Linked DNA regions of Homo sapiens: region 1 is linked to region 2. Evidence: chromatin loops called from intact Hi-C (ENCODE). Cell type or tissue: GM12878. All regions are shown on one strand.

Evidence for each region. A loop is a pair of places that touch in the nucleus more often than their neighbours do. Peaks named below come from ENCODE experiments on the same cell type or tissue, not always from the same donor. Only the 100,000 strongest peaks of a DNase experiment are listed, where the experiment ranks them.
Region 1: it touches region 2 in a loop (6-fold over the local background); 4 of 110 quality-filtered maps call a loop at or near these places.

What each region holds. Positions count from the first base shown.
Region 1 is chr21:25,381,946-25,389,945 of GRCh38, forward strand. LINC00158 (long intergenic non-protein coding RNA 158) reads right to left here. Exons shown (of 5, transcript NR_024027.2): 5 at 3,875-4,393. Among named protein-coding and RNA genes, the nearest start is that of LINC00158, 46 kb to the right of the region's middle. In GM12878, a CTCF peak has its summit at 4,138 (motif pointing left); a DNase peak (open chromatin) is centred at 4,136; H3K27ac peaks cover 720 bases.
Region 2 is chr21:25,035,869-25,043,868 of GRCh38, forward strand. All of the region lies in intron 3 of LINC01692 (long intergenic non-protein coding RNA 1692), which reads left to right. Among named protein-coding and RNA genes, the nearest start is that of LINC01692, 200 kb to the left of the region's middle. In GM12878, a CTCF peak has its summit at 4,081 (motif pointing left); a DNase peak (open chromatin) is centred at 4,093; H3K4me3 peaks cover 482 bases; H3K27ac peaks cover 227 bases.

The DNA of each region.
Region 1 (8,000 bases), 350 kb after region 2:
GAATGCAGAGAGCAGAGACACAGCTGCACTGTCTCAGCACGCTCCGCAACCTTCAGGAAGAAAGATTCCAATCACAGCATATTATTTAAAAGTATTCTAACATAATATTTAGACATATCACATGCAAGCTTTTTCCCCCTTTAAACTATTCTCTAAATTTGGCCAAACAAAGTATTTGACACAAAAATCCTGGCAAAGTGCAGGGGTCCCTGCAGGACTGTGTGGCAAACCCTCTGACATTCTTTTGCCTTGGCAGATAAGTCAAAACAAGGACAATCTAAAAAGAGGCCATTCCCTCCCCCAATTAGCAATTCAAGGGTTAGAACTGAAATAGTGCAAAGGAAACAGACACGTACATACTCAAACACGCCCTACCCCGGCAACTCTCATAGCTGACAATGGCTGGATTTCATAACAAGCAATGATTTAATGATAACTTTGCTATTTTTTAAAAAATCAAGTAGAATACTCAAGCACGGATATTTCCCTTCAATATAAGACAAAAAGCAGCAGTCTGGCATGGCTTCTCTTAAGTCCCAAGTGTTACAGAGGCCTCTTCAATCTCCAACCAACCCCGGTGTCTACAGGGGCATAGTATAAAGGATTGATGGGCCAGTCCCTGATGCTGTCATCAACCTGAGGCCATAACTAATATCCACCATCAATCTTCTTCATCATCTATTTTCAGTTTGCCTTGACCAGTATTTTGGCAGCTCGAGGCTTTTCTGGTTGGATAACCCAGACCTTCATCCTTGAGAAACCTTAGTTTTTATTTGTCTCATCTTGGTTGGGCCAAGGTTGCTCAATTTCTCATTTATAGTTGTCAATGAACATGGAGGCATCCAAAGATAACCCAGTGAATTTCCAAATTCCAGAGCTACTCCTACCAGATACCATGATGCAACATCAGTCCTCATGCAATAATCAGACTCAATTATCCTACCAATATAGAACACCCCCTTTTTGCCTACTGATCCTCTGATTTGGGGATTCAAGAGTGACCAGGGGTAGAGTAGCTTCATTCACTGGAACTCTTACTGTGTCCTCCCATAGGTGTGTTATACCCATGAGAAACCAGACATTTTATTCTGGAAGATCCTAAGGCTGTGAAGATGAATATTCTCCCAAAGTGTATCACTGGAAGTGATAGTGAAAAAGGCCAATCCCACTTCCATCCCTTGGTTCCCAGACCCCAGTTTTCTAGCCATGAGCAAAACAAAAGCAGCATATATTGGCCATTTTTCTCTGAAATCAGAACCTAAGACAAAAGCTCATATTCCATGCCCAAAATGTTTTCATCAACACAAACTGAAACTGTACCCGTTAAACCATAACTCTCATTACCCCTCTCCGAAGCCCTTCGTAGACTATTCTACTTCCTAGCTCTGTGAATTTGACTTCTAGGTGCTTCATAGAAGTATAATCACACATTTTTTTCTGACTTCTATTCAACATAATATTAGAAGTTCTAAAAAAGGAAATAAAATTGGAAATGAAGAATTAAATTTATCTCTGTTCACAGATGATAGGATTATATATTTAGAAAACCCTGAAAAATCCACACAAAAAACTGTTGAGTAGTGATAATTACATAATAATGTGAGTGTACTTAATGCCACTGAATTGTACACTTAAAAATGGTTAGAATAGTAGATTTTACATGATGTCTATTTTACCACTACTTAAAAAGAAAACCAAACTGGTTTTGGTTTTTCTTAAGAATTGAGAAAAATGCCAGCCCAGTAGTCATTAGCCAGCGTCAGAGGTTGTATGTAAAGAGCACACGTGGCCTAGCAGCTCTGTTTGAGGATGTAACACCTGATAAACTAATGGCTACGTGAGTGCAGGCAAGGGACGGAACGTTTTAACTCCAAGAGTCAGGAAATCCATCATGAAGGTATCATATGCTTGAGACCTTGAGGACAGAAGGGATTTCCACAGTGGAAGGAGATTACTCCAGGCTTTCCAACTGCAGATGCAAAGACATTGTCTCTTCCACCTTGAGAATACTGAAATCTTCTTTATTTGATTATCTTTTGGACCTACTCTGAATAGCTGCTAAGGTAATTTTCATTCTTTTTTTTTTTTTTTTTTTTTTTTGAGACAGAGTCTCGCTCTGTCGCCCAGGCTGGAGTGCAGTCACTGCAACATAAGCCTCCCGGATTCACACCATTCTCCTGCCTCAGTCTCCTGAGTAGCTGGGACTACAGGCACCCGCCACCATGCCCGGCTGATTCTTTGTATTTTTTAGTAGAGACGGGGTTTCACCGTGTTAGCCAGGATGGTCTCGATCTTCTGACCTCGTGATCCCCCCGCCTTGGCCTCCCAAAGGGCTGGGATTACAGGCGTGAGCCATCGCGCCCGGCTGGTAATTTTCATTCTTATAATTGCTGACTAGTTGAGAAGAAGAGGTCCCAAACTACAGAGAAGAAAGGAAGAAAGATGTGTCCAGTGAAATCCAGGGTCCCCCCGCTCCCATTCAAGGCCATCTGAAAGTATCTCCCCCTGCTTTTCAAGTTCATCGAATATGTTTAAGAAACCTGGAATTTCCAAGTCCATCAGCCTATTGAAACAAAACAGCTATAACTATAAAATTTAGATCCTTTTAAGATTTTCAATCCTTAGAATTAAAGATATTTATTACAAAATATAGTTGTATTAAATCATATATGTCAAAATATTACAAACGTGTATTTCATATTAGATAACTATCAACAACACAAAATTTCCTATCATTTTTCCTAGTGCTCCATTTTTTCAGACCTTTTCTTAATCTATTTTCTTGTCTGAGACCAAATACAAATGAATCAAAAGCCATTTCAGTGTTACATATTGGGTTTCCACGCATCCCTGTAGCATCTTTATCAGTAGCCTTGCGCAGAGTACACACTTTTGTACCTCCTTCTTATTAGCAACTTCATTTTTTCATAGTACAGAAAAGAATTCATATAACCCCATCAGGTTCCTTACATGGACCCAAGTTAAAACGCATCATCTCAATGTCAGTCTCTTGGCTGTCTGCAGGGTAATATGGTGAATTGCTGCCTGTGCTGTAATTTTGTCAGCTCTTTAGTAAATTACAGTCAAGGATAAAGAGGACAGAGCTGCCTACTGACAAACAACATTCTTTATTCTCCTTTTTCTACAATGTACTGAATAATACCTTAGAGCGTAAGTCATCATATACCCTATATAACAAATGTATAATTACAACACATGAAGCCCAAAAAATGAGCTTCAAAGAATATCACGTTTTTTTTTAAACAGGAAGTGGAAAGATGTTTCAGAAGAGTGAGCACAGGTTTTAGACTCTGAAATCTTTTAGCAGCATGATGCTTTTGAACATCTGATCTAGGTTTTGATTCTGCTAGCTACATGTATATTTTAGCCTTTGGTCTTGCATTAAAACACCAGTTGCAAATAATGTTAGAAAAATGGGGAATAGAGGAAGGAATATTTTTATTTACTTTATTTTTAAAATTCTGCATATATAAAGAACGTTGCTTGTGGCATCCCTGACTCTTTGCAACAACCTTATAAAGTCGTCATTATTAGCCTCATGTTACAGCAGAAGCTGTGAGTTGCTGCCAAAGTTGCTTACTATCAACCTCTGAAGAGATGAAACAGAGAGTCATACAAGATCTGTTTAAATCCAACAGCCTTTGACACTTTAAACTTCAGAACACATTGGATTTACACGTGTAAAATTGCCTTAGAGTTTGTAATTTCATGAAAGCAAAAATTCAACTTTTCCTTAAGAACAAATTTAGCATGTATGCCTTGAAACTGGCTTATTAAATAATATGAAAATGTTCATTGTGGCTATTTGGCCTCCTAATGCTTAGTTTTATTTAGCAAACATCAAAACAAAATATGTATTAATCCAAAGCAAATATATTTTATTTAATTGGATTATTAATAGTTCACTAACATCATACTGTAGGTATTTTTCTTTTCTATAAATGTTTTATATTCCAGTCTATTCAAAACCTTACGAACCAAATCCTTTAAAGGACGTAAGTCACACATATTTTCAAACCAACAAAATAGTAAAATTCAGGGAACATTAGATGGAATAGGGAAGATGAAATAAAGAAGCAACTAAGAGATTTACAAGAATGGAGTTCTTCTGCCACCTTGTGGTTGTTCTGTGTTATAACCTAGAGCTACATTAAAATATTCAGGGAATTCTTCAGCCAGAGTCTCTTTAGCCAGGTGTGGCGCGTGGCTGAGCTCTGGTCAATGGAATGTGGCCTTGGTCTTTATTGACTGTGGTTATCGTGTTTCCATTTTTTTCTTCCTGAATATCATAGCTAATTTTGGTATTGGCGACGACCGCTTTCTTAAACTTTCTCTTCTGCTGGGTTTAGATTTTTCTCTCCTTGTTTTTCTCCTATGAAACAAATAAGCATTACTAGATTTCATCAAAGATCATCACTTCATCACATCAAAGATTTCACTTCACTCTAGCCAAACTGGCCTCCCTGATTCTCCTGCAACACCTCACACATGGTCCCCTTAGGGTCTTCTACAACTTAACATCCCTGGCTGCAACACTTTCCTCTGATACCATATGGGACCTACTCCACCTCTTTCAAGTCTTTGTTCAAATGTTTGTTTTTCAATGACCACCATATTTAGAAATGCAACTTCTGCTAACAAACTCCTTATTATTTTTATCTTACTTTATTTTTTACTGCAGTTATTCTAACATACTACATAATTTTAATACTTATTGTGTTTATTGTCTTTTTTACCATAGAATATAAAATCCATGAGGGCAAGGGAGTTTGTTTACTTCACTGCTGTGTGCTCTGAAACAAACAAACAAAAAAAACTGCCTGGCACATTGTAGGCGCTCAAAAAATATTTGTCCAATTACCGAATGAAAGAATTATAACTCCTTCTGTTGGCTAAAGCAACCTACGGGACAGTGTTTAGCCTCACAAGTATTCAGACACACAAATTAACACAAAGTATCATTTTTTTCTACAATATTAATTAGTCAATTTATGTGACCTTTAAATATAATTTCTAAAGCAAGCGAGAATTCAGTGGATTACATACCCACATGTTTTTGTTAAATTATTTGTAGTTATTTTTAAGTCAGTTTGCATAGTCATTAAAATTTTATAACCTTTGACCCAGTAATCCCAATTTAGGACATGTATTGCAATGAAAAAAATCCAAAACAAAGAAACATGTAGGTTCCATGTGGCCATTTACTGCAGTATTGTTAATAATGATAATAAGCTGAAAGAAACTACATGTTTAATAATAAAAATAATAAATTAAATTAGGTTAACTCTATGCAGTGAACTATTTTGCAACCATTATAATCATAAGGACTGTCCTAGAACCTGAAAAATCATTTATGGAACATGCTATATTACAGTGAAATTTTAAACTATGTAATTACACAGTTTTTACATGTATATAGGAAAAGATTACAAGGAATGTGCAAAACTTAGAATTCTTACACATGGGCAATAAATTAAATCTTACTGTTGCCTTCATTTCCCAAATGTTCCAATTTATCACCAGAGTTTTTGCAACTCTTTAGTATTTGAAAGGAAAAATAATTGTCTTATTCTCAAGTGCTTAACCTTCACCTGAAGTGAATTTGTTCTAAGTTCCAAAAAGCGATTATTACTTGCTTTCATTGTATTCATCAAGAACAATTTACATCTCTGTGGAAATAGCTTTAGTTAGAGTCATTAGTTAGATTTAGTTAAAGTCTTTAGTTAGATTTACTTACATGAAATGAGACATTTATCCAATAAATTCAGGCTGAATTTAACATTAATTCAAGAATTAAAGTGCTCTTCGTTTTTAAATGTGTCTGTTCCACCTAACTACCTGCATGGGTTTAGCTTATAATTGGTTCTATGGATATGACTAGGTCCATCATCCTGTCACATTTGAATAAATAGGACTGTCTATAACCGTCTCTGTTTTACACACATCTGTGCCCATCAGTTCATAGCACATTCCCCAAAAATTAATGGGAAACAGCCAGGAGAACAGGGGGTTAGACAAAGGAACTCAAGGCTTGAAGTGACCTCCTCAAAAACTGGCTTCCCCCGCCCTTGATAGCTGAACTGACCTTCAGCCCTAACCAGATCTTGTTTCCTATCATCTTGCTTCATCTCTCCTTCCCTACCAGCTCTCACTCAGGCCAGCCTTTAGCTTATGTCTGATGTGGCCTGACTTACTGTTGAGACAGGTTTTTTTCCCAGGTGCCTTGCTTAGCAAAGATTTTGGTTGTGTGGATTTTGCTGTGTTTGGATTTTGGCTATGCCCTAGTCCTACTGTTGTAGGATTTTCTCCTTAGTTCACCTAAAAGCCAGGTCCTTGTCACACAGCCATGAAATATTAGGCTCACAGACACTTTAAAGGGTGAGAAAAATGGAATTTATGGGGCAAAAAGGAAAAAATGGGAAACGGACTCAGCAGAGAGAGAGTCCTGCTATACATGCTTCCCTCCTCACAGATTGAATCCCGGTTTCCACCCGGGAAGAGGAGGGGTCAGCCTCCTCCCCACTGCAAACGGTGCAAACTTCTGTGGCTCCACCCCAGTGCTCACTCTTCCCAGTGTGCAGGCTGCCTGAAGCTTCTCTGTGGACCCCTTTCCACTTGGCTGTCTCACTACCCTTACTGATCACTATGAGAGGTAGCGCCCTCCCTTGCATTGTCTCCCGTGTGCGTAACTCTCTGCCACCTGCCACTCCCAAACTGACAGTGTAGGGATTAACTTTTTGGGTCATACTATTAACTCCTCAGTGTGAAATGAAGTCAGACCAACCATTCATTGATTCTCTTCCTTGTAAAGCTAAAGATTCACACGATAAAAACAAACAAAAACAAAAGACAAAGAACCTAAACTCTCTGTATGGGCCCTCTAAAGACCCTCCCTAGTGGGAACATTTCACTCCTCACCCCACTGTCAGGTTTGCCGCATGGCTTACTTTGGATTAAAAAAGGTGAGCAAACTTTATATTCTACATCCAACAGAAGCTTTCGGAGCCATCACATCACCCTTCCATTGCTTTGTATTCCCTCTGCCAAAGACTAACAATATCCTAAATAAGGGCTGCTTCTTCCACTGAAGTCCAGAAATGAATCAGAGCAACTGTCCTGCAATGAAATTTAAAAAGAAAACAAAAAACAAAAAAAAACAGAAAACCAAAACCAAAACCAAACCAAACAAACAAAAAAACTGTGTTATTATAGATTACTAAAATTTTTGGAGTCATATGTTACCACACATAACTCAGCCAACACTGCCTAATAAATCATATTTCTCCCTAACAACACTTAAGGAGACAGCATGTTATAGTGGGCTCACTGGCTACCTGTGTAACCTTGGACAAGTTACCTAATCTCACTGCACCATCTGTAGCATTGAGATAATACCTACTTCGTCAGGCTGTTGTAATACATAAATGAGTATATAATAAATGCTTAATAAATGTTAGCTGCTGCATATTACAGTTATTCTTCAACAGCATTGATTTTATCCTAATCCTGTGTATTCAGTATCCAGCAGAGTGTCCAAATCCTATAGTACTCCATCTAGGTAAATTTTCCAAATGTCTTTAATTGACTATTTCCTTTTGGTTAGTCTCCTCATATGGCCCCTTTCATCGGCTTCCTTTTGCCATCAGTTTTTTCTCTTTTCCCTTTAAACTAGCAAAGACTTTATAACATATATTTAAACAGGATCCAAATACCTTTGATATGGTTTGGCTGTGTCCCCATCCAAATCTTATCTTGAATTGTAACTTCCATAATCCCCACATGCCAAGGGAGGGACCCAGTGGGAGGTAATTTAATCATGGTCGTGGATTTTTCCCGTGCTGTTCTCCTGATAGTGAATACATCTCACGAGATCCGATGGTTTTATAAAAGGCAGTTCCCCTGCACACGCTCTGTTGCCTGCCACCATGTAAGATGTGCCTTTGCTCCTCCTTCGCTTTCCGCCATGATCGTGAGGCATT
Region 2 (8,000 bases):
TAAGATTCTCCTTTTATATGAAATGGTGGCAATAAAGTTTAGTTATTTTATATTCACTTTTCTTTAAGATAGATGTAGCTGAAAAACAACATCGACAACCCTATGTCAGTCTTCTCTCTTTAAAGTATAAAAGTAATTTTATAACCCAGTGATGTCCAAAAGCCTGGGAAAGAGACAAAACTGCTCATTTTAACTCCATGAGATTCCTTGTGTTTAAAAGTAATTTTTTTTTATTTCTCAGCTTCCAAAATTTTATTTGACAGCCTCCATGTTTGCATATAGTATCCTAAAAACAGAAAAATTTCTAGCTTAACTCCCTTGCAAAGTCTTAAATGGCTATAATTTGAAATAGGAATTATGCCATCAAATATGAAGAAAAGAAGTACGGCAACTAAAAATAAACTCTGTCTGAAACTTTACACTTTATGGATCCTACTTTATATGTAATATCAAAAAATCATAATAGTGAGATACGTGAAGTGTATGTTAATTTATGCCTTCTGGTATACATAAGCATAATATTTTTCAGTATGGGGAATATAAATTTTAAAATTATAAAATCTTAAAATGAGGTAAGACCTTTACATCATCTAGCCTAATCCCATGAAGTTCAACCACGATGCCTGTATTTATTTCCCTGACCATATTATTTCTGCTAAACCATACGTAATACTAAAATGTTCACCACCTCACATAGCTTCCTATTGCTGCTATGGAGAGCCTTCACTGTTCTAAAAATCTATCTAAAATTGAATTTGAGTTTTTATCTATTAATGACATTTTGATCTCCAGTTTATCTTTATAGCCATACAGACTGCATAGTTATTTTTCTCAAACATAATAACATTTTAAAGCCTTAAAATATTAATAGGTCTCTCATAAAGGTTAAGGTCTTTTAGAAAACCTAACACCAAAAATTTCAAGCCCCCACCCAGCACAAAGTTAGTTAGTTAGTTACTGAGGTTTTGTATCATAAACCCCAAACTATAGAAGGTGCTCTCTTGAAGTTGTTTAAATTGTCCATTTTGCCTGCAAAACTCAAAACCATAGACTTTCTTGTTCTTAGGCTGTATACTTTTGGGAAGTGATACTGGAACATTTGCCTTGCCTTATACATCACATTCTTGTTCTCTTGTTTCTTTTAACTGATGACAAACCCAGCTGCCTTTAACACATACAACCTCTGCTAACTGCCAGAAAGCAGAGGGTCTCACTCTCAGGATACTTTAAACACATTAGCGTTTGCCTTCAGTATAGATCTCTATTTTCTTCAGCTATCCCTAATGGGTTATCACTCAATTTTGGATACCATAATACCTGAGACAAAAGACATTGTGTTACCTCAGCTAAAGAATTTCTATCAAAAAGGTCTATTTTTAACAGAAGGTCTGCTTTTTTTCTAACCTTATTATTCCTTTATCGCCCTCTTACATAGATGGTATTATTAGGCAAAATTATCCATAGGTCATGGAAAAAAAGAAGGCCTGCTCTTCTTTTGCTTCATTTGTGGAAATGGCTCTTCATTTCTAAACCCAAGATTCTCAGGCTTTATGTTATAGTTACATTTATGTGGCAACTTGGTTATGCTGTGGTGTCCATTTGCTGGTCAACCATTTCGACTATTTAAAGGTAGCAAAAATGGAGGCAGCAACACTCACGGATTGGCAAAGCAAGGAAGCCATTCCTTCCCTAAGACTGAAAGGGCAAGAAAGGAATGCATGGCAGCAGCTCCAGGTGCTAGAGAACATATCAGGGCTTTCCAAAATCCTGTGCAGAAGAGGGGGTGAGCAAGAGAAGAGATACCCTGCCCTCTCTCCCCTTCTATCATCCACTTTCTGCAAGTACTTCCCCCTAGCTAAGTCTAACTGGAAGCCAGAAAGACAGCATCTACATGAACCATTCTCCTGAGGCACAGAGCAGGAAGTGAGGAGCAGGGAATGGAAAAGAATCAGCATGTGACCCTCACTGTAAATTACACCAAAAACATTTGGATGCATCTGTCAAGGTTTATGAAGAATGTCTGTACCTTTAAAGGCTGAATATTGTGTTTCACTCAACATGTCACCTCTCTGGGTCCTCTTCTTCTATGGTTAAAAAAAAAATACTGTAATAGGATTTCTAATTCTCCCTTCTTGCTACACTTAAACTCTGAGAGAAGAAGAAAAAGTAATGAATAAGAAATAAATATTATGCCCCTCACTCCCCACTCTTTGGAAAGTTTAAGTGGATGCCATCAATTTTAATTTTAAATATCCTTCCTCCATTGGACAGATTAATGGAGGAAATAGAGTAGAAACATAATGAGGTGAAGCCCAGATATCTGTGCGAATGTACCCAAATATTAACACTCAGTGAGCTACTATTTGGTATTTTTAATTAAAAAAATAAGTTAATGAAAAGTGAGCGTATACTATATAGAATTGCTGATTAGCTGAATGAGCAGAGCATCCTGGCCTTTCTGTCAAAAGGCACTTATTACTTGGTGTCCCTATTTTAGCCTAGAATGTTCTAAAGAGTGACAGTAAATCATATGTTATGCTGTGATTGCTAGCTCACTATTTTTTACAGGCATATTATTTGGGGTGATAAAAACTAATAGAACAAAGAGAAGCTGATTTCCCACTTACCTAGCAGTTACTAAGCAAAGGATGAATTCCTTTATGTGGAGATTCATCAACCCAGATTCTTTCCATTTTGTGGCTCTGTACCCTTTAGGGTCTATCTGTCATTTGCATCTAGTGAGTACAAAGAAATACAGATCTTTTGGGGTAGGAAGCATACTTTCTTCCTACAAGAGTCGATACAGAAACGGCATGCATTGCTTTCATGCACATTCCATTCTCTGCAATTTAGTCATATGTCCAAACCCAAATGCAAAGAAGACCAAGAAAGTAGGCTGGCTGTGTGCCCCAAAAGAGAAAATTGACTTTTGCTAAATAGCTCTATCACATACATAGGGATTATGAAAATAAACATGTATACATTTAATGATGTCTAAATAACTCCTGATGCTTAAAGTTAATATTATGACAACGTAAAATATTACAGGATAAGTAAGCCTTTCATTTCTATGTATCTTAATGTAAAATATTCATGTTTAATTAGTGTAGACTGAGCACAAATAATGTGTCTTTGCTTTAAATTTTAGGGAAACAAGAGGGGCAAAATATTCTACCATATGTTATTTTCCCATTTAAATTTCTCAAAGGAAAGGTAGGCTATGGTATAATGGTTACAATTATAATAAGAAATAGAAGAGAATATTAAAAAACAATACTTTAATTTCTGCCTGTCTAAATAAAATAGCTGTCTGCTAGTGCTTCTGAAAATCTATATAAAAATTTCCCTATTAATGATGAGACATCTTCAATAGTTTAATTGGAAATAATTAAATTTCCCTAAGAAAAAGGACAGATTGAAATAGCCAAGTGCTGTAACGATCAAATTGGTAACCAATTAATTATTTTTTACATGTGCCCTGCTTCTTGTTTAAGTACCATCAGTAAGTTAACACAAAATTCAGTTAAGTTTTGTTTTTTTCACTCAATCAATTTCTACACAGCTTTTCTAGGTTGGGTATTGTGCTATTTGGTGTTGATAGAGTTATTAACAAGATAATCAAAGACTTACATTCTAGCAGCATTAATGAACTTTTACTATGTGCTCATTCATTGCAAAAAATGATCATACAGAATAAGTATTATTATCTCCATTTTACAATAAGGACATTTAGACTCAGGGAGAGGTTAAGTAATGTGTCTAATGCCTTGTGGTTTGTGAGAGTGGAGTTGAACCAAACCCCAAGTATCTCATCTTATCCCTCTGCTGCATGTAACTAGAACTGAATTCCATATGAAACAAGCTCTTCCTGAAAATTTAAGTCAGTGAGACTTTCTCACTGCTTAGTTTACTTTCTCTAATTTTTAATTGATATTTCCTCTTACAATATTCAAAAATTGGGTTTCATTATATATGTAGTCTCACTTCCAGTTTCTAATAATACTGTGTTTTTCTAACATGGAAGATTTTTTTTTCTAAAGCAATTGCTGACTTTTTGATAATGAGTCAACAGTGCCATCTTCTGTCTCTGTTCTCATCAGCCACTGGAAATAAAGCCTTAAAAGACTGGGTTAATGTAGATCAGGAACAGGAAGCAAGGAATCTGGAGAGTTTACAATCTTGGCAAAATGTACTACATCTTTGAACACTTGCAAAGAGACTAATTGTTTGAAAGGCTCGCAGGGCAGAGACGTGTTAAAAACAGTGCAGTGTGATTAGTTTCCTGAAACCTTTGAGTAGCCCTTCCAACAATGGAACCGAAGAAGGAGGAAGCAGGAGGGAGGAGACAATGACAGAAACAGGTGGCAAGAGGTTGTAATGATTTGGGACGCCGTAATTGATGGAATAAAATAAGCAACTCTCCTGTTTGTTCTACCAATTGTTTACACATTTCCTCCTGTCTTCACCTTTAGAGAAACATGACTGATCTTGGTAAGCACTTTTATCAAGCAAAAAAAAAATAAAAAGGAAAAGATACAAATGAAACAAAATATTAAGCCCTGAATTTTTTCCTTCTCTGCATGTGAAGCATAGTTATCAAAACTGAGGCATGTGAGAAAACTTAGATAAACATGAAAATCTTGCAGGATTGAACATGTAGCTGAGAAAACACTATTTTTTTTTTTTTTTGCAAATCTATCCTATTTTGGAAATGTATTTTTAGTCTCATCATACTTTCCAGCCATCTTGCAAAGTAAAAAAGATGAAAATTAAAAACTCAAAGGGTTTACCAGTACTTAGGTGAGTTCATTTGAGTATCTCCATTTCACAATGCTTATCTTTCATATACCTACGCTGGGTTTAAGCTTTCTGAATAGTAGCCACTTCGAGAAATATTTATGACGTTAATCATATTGCCCAGAATACAATTGTTCTTCTGAGGAATTTGAAGAAATGGTAGGAATCCCAAACAGATTTTCGAAGTTCTCTTAGACAAGGAACTCCAAACAGCAGCAAGGCAAAAGTATGAATGAAAGGTAGTTTTAATGCCTGTCTTTATAAGTGTGGCTTTTGTGAGGCTGCTGTTTTCCATAATTATTTTGCATACTTGAAGACGAAGCATGAACGGCAGCTACGAGTGGGCACAATACAATGTGTAACTGGAAAATTTTCTGTGTACCACCAAGGGAAAACTGCCACTTTACTTTTGCTGAATTATTGGCAATCTACTTCTTTGTGCCCATCTGCTTTTTTCAGCCTTTCATTAAAATAGTATTAGATGAGTTTTCTTACTATAAATTAGTGGTCAGTGCTGGACAAAGGGGATTGGAATTGGAGTTTTCTGAAATTTAACCAAACACCTTAACAAGATGTCTCCAAAAAAGCCAAGTATCTAAGGTTTGATGGGTTACCAGGCTTGCAAAGGATCTTCCATCTGTTTCTGAGGGCTTCACATGACAGTCCCTGACTTATGTTCCCTAACAGCCCACTCTATTTCACACTAGCCAGAGGTATTATACTTTAATTGTATCATATTAAACACACTCTAGAAAACCCAGAATTCCATGTTAATTCGTCAGTCAACACAAGAAACTTAGCTTCCTAAATTGGCATATCTATATTTAAAGATCATCAATGTCAACATTTTACTATTTCTCTAAGCAGGGCAGTTATCATGTAATTTCATAAGCATGAAGTAATAAAATTGATCTGAAAATGCATATACATATTTATTCTCCCTTTTACAAAACTAGAATGCTTTCTACAATTGTTTTTTAATAAAGTCATTTTCAAAATATACACAATGCAAATCATTATGGGGATCTTCCTTCTCTATTGCCTCCCTCTGGTTGTGGATAAAAACTGGTTTCCTGGGCAAGAGCAAAGGCAGAGACCAGGCTGAATCAAAGGAGCTGCAATTGCTATGAATTCTCCAAATCTCCTTACACAGATGCTCAGAAGGATGAGATTCTGCCATTTTGTACCCGAACATTCCTCCCAGCCTGTGATGCTGAAAGATTAAAGACTCCACGAGTACACACAACATGACTGATTGATTACACTGACTTCAGTGCAACTCACTGGGAGAAGCACGAGGCTTGAGCTTTAACCAGAAGCTCTCTCAAGCACATGGCAATCTTTCTATATCCAAGGGAGGCTTTCTTTTTAATTTCATAAACTCACTTTTATTTATGGCACAGACCCCTTCTAGACCCCTCCTCAGGACTTTTTACAAAGGGTGCCCATTAGACCACTTATATCATCTCCTCTAGTTGCTGTTTATTCTATTTGCATTTGTTTTTCTCATTTAACTGTAATCACCTTATGGTAAGGGTGTTGGTGGTGGTACAAGGAGTGGCATTGACACAACTCCAGCCTTAGGTGACACCTGACTTTTACTAACTTAATTTCCCTTGTGGTCTTACTTAATTCATCTTACTCCAGTGGTCAAAAGAATGATAAAATTTCCATAATTCTGCTTGTGTCCAATCTCTCTCTCTTTCTCTTCCTCTATCTCTCCCCCTCTCTCTCCCTCTCTTTCTCTTTCTTTTTTCTCTCCCCTGGGTCCATTTATTTCTCTTTTTAAAATCAGTAATTACCAAAGTACCTCTGAAATTTACTAATTAACTTCATTTCTGATAACTAAGCTTGATAACTTTTCTTCTTTCTATAAAATAAACTTATCCTCTGATACATACAACCCAATTAAATGTTGACTTTCTCAGTTGTAGAGCTATCGATTTCCTAAGATTAAAGTAGTCTTCCTCATTGAAATTTTAGAAAAGTCCAAGGCAATAATATGAGGACAAAGAGGGAGTTGCCATTGTCTGATTAAAGTCAACGGAATAGATAAATGTGTCAAAAAGAACAAGTGGCATAACGGATCATAAGTATAGCAAATCCACAACTTATTATGAATTGTCTGATGTACATAGTTTTGAACTTTTCTTTTAAATCTTTTTTAAATTAAGTCATTTAACTATGTATTTGAAGACAATGTTTCTCCACCTTTAAACTGCCTCAAAATCTTTCTAAGGACACCCACTAGGGACTTCTCTTAATGCATATACTGAGTTTTTTAAAGATGATATCTCTACCAGCAAGCAGACTGATGGCTTGCGTGTGTTAAATACTCTATTAGGTTATGGTGCATACATGCTGCATACATGTAATCCTAACAAAAAGCCTGTGAGGTATTAAAAGGTTTCTTTATGTACAAAGAAAAGATACTCCTGAGTATTATGATCCAGGCAGCGAGGCCAAGCTCTTTTCCAGTGTCTTCCAAAGAGGATGTAGCATGGTTGAAATTCAAGATCAGGTGTGTTCGCCCTGACTACCGTGTTCCCTCACATGAATAAAAATGATCTGTAGGGAGATACTAATTCTCCTTTTCAATAACCTTTTTCTTTAAACCATTTTTCTTTTTCAATAAACATAACTAACATAAGAGTGCTCGTAATCTTTCCTCAGAAATCGAGTTTATATTTTCCATTTATCCCTGCATTAACTAAGGTTTTAAAGGTAATGAATTCAGAATTTATTTGAATAACATAGTTTCAATAGAAGCACTAACAGCAGAAGCCCAGGGGCTTACAGACAACATAACCAGGTTGAACATTTCTCCTATCTTTTCTTCCGATTTATCACAAAATATTTACATATAATTAGTTTGTTGTATGTACATTTAATTATTGTGTCATGTGTTTTTACAGGTAATTTATTTATCTATGCATTAGTTTGCTCGGGCTTCCATGACAAAATATTGCAGACTGGGTGGCTTAACCAACAGGAATTTATAATTCTAGAGGCTGGAAGTCTGAGATGAAGGTGTTGGAAGGGCTGGTTTCTGCTGAGTCCCTCTCCTTGGTTTGCGGATGACTGTGCCGTTGCTGCCTCTTCTCATGGTTTTTCCTCTGTGCACACACACTTCTGATGTCTCTGTGTGTGTCCAAATCTCTTCTTGGGAGAACACCAGTCAGTTTGGTTTAGGGCCCTCCCTA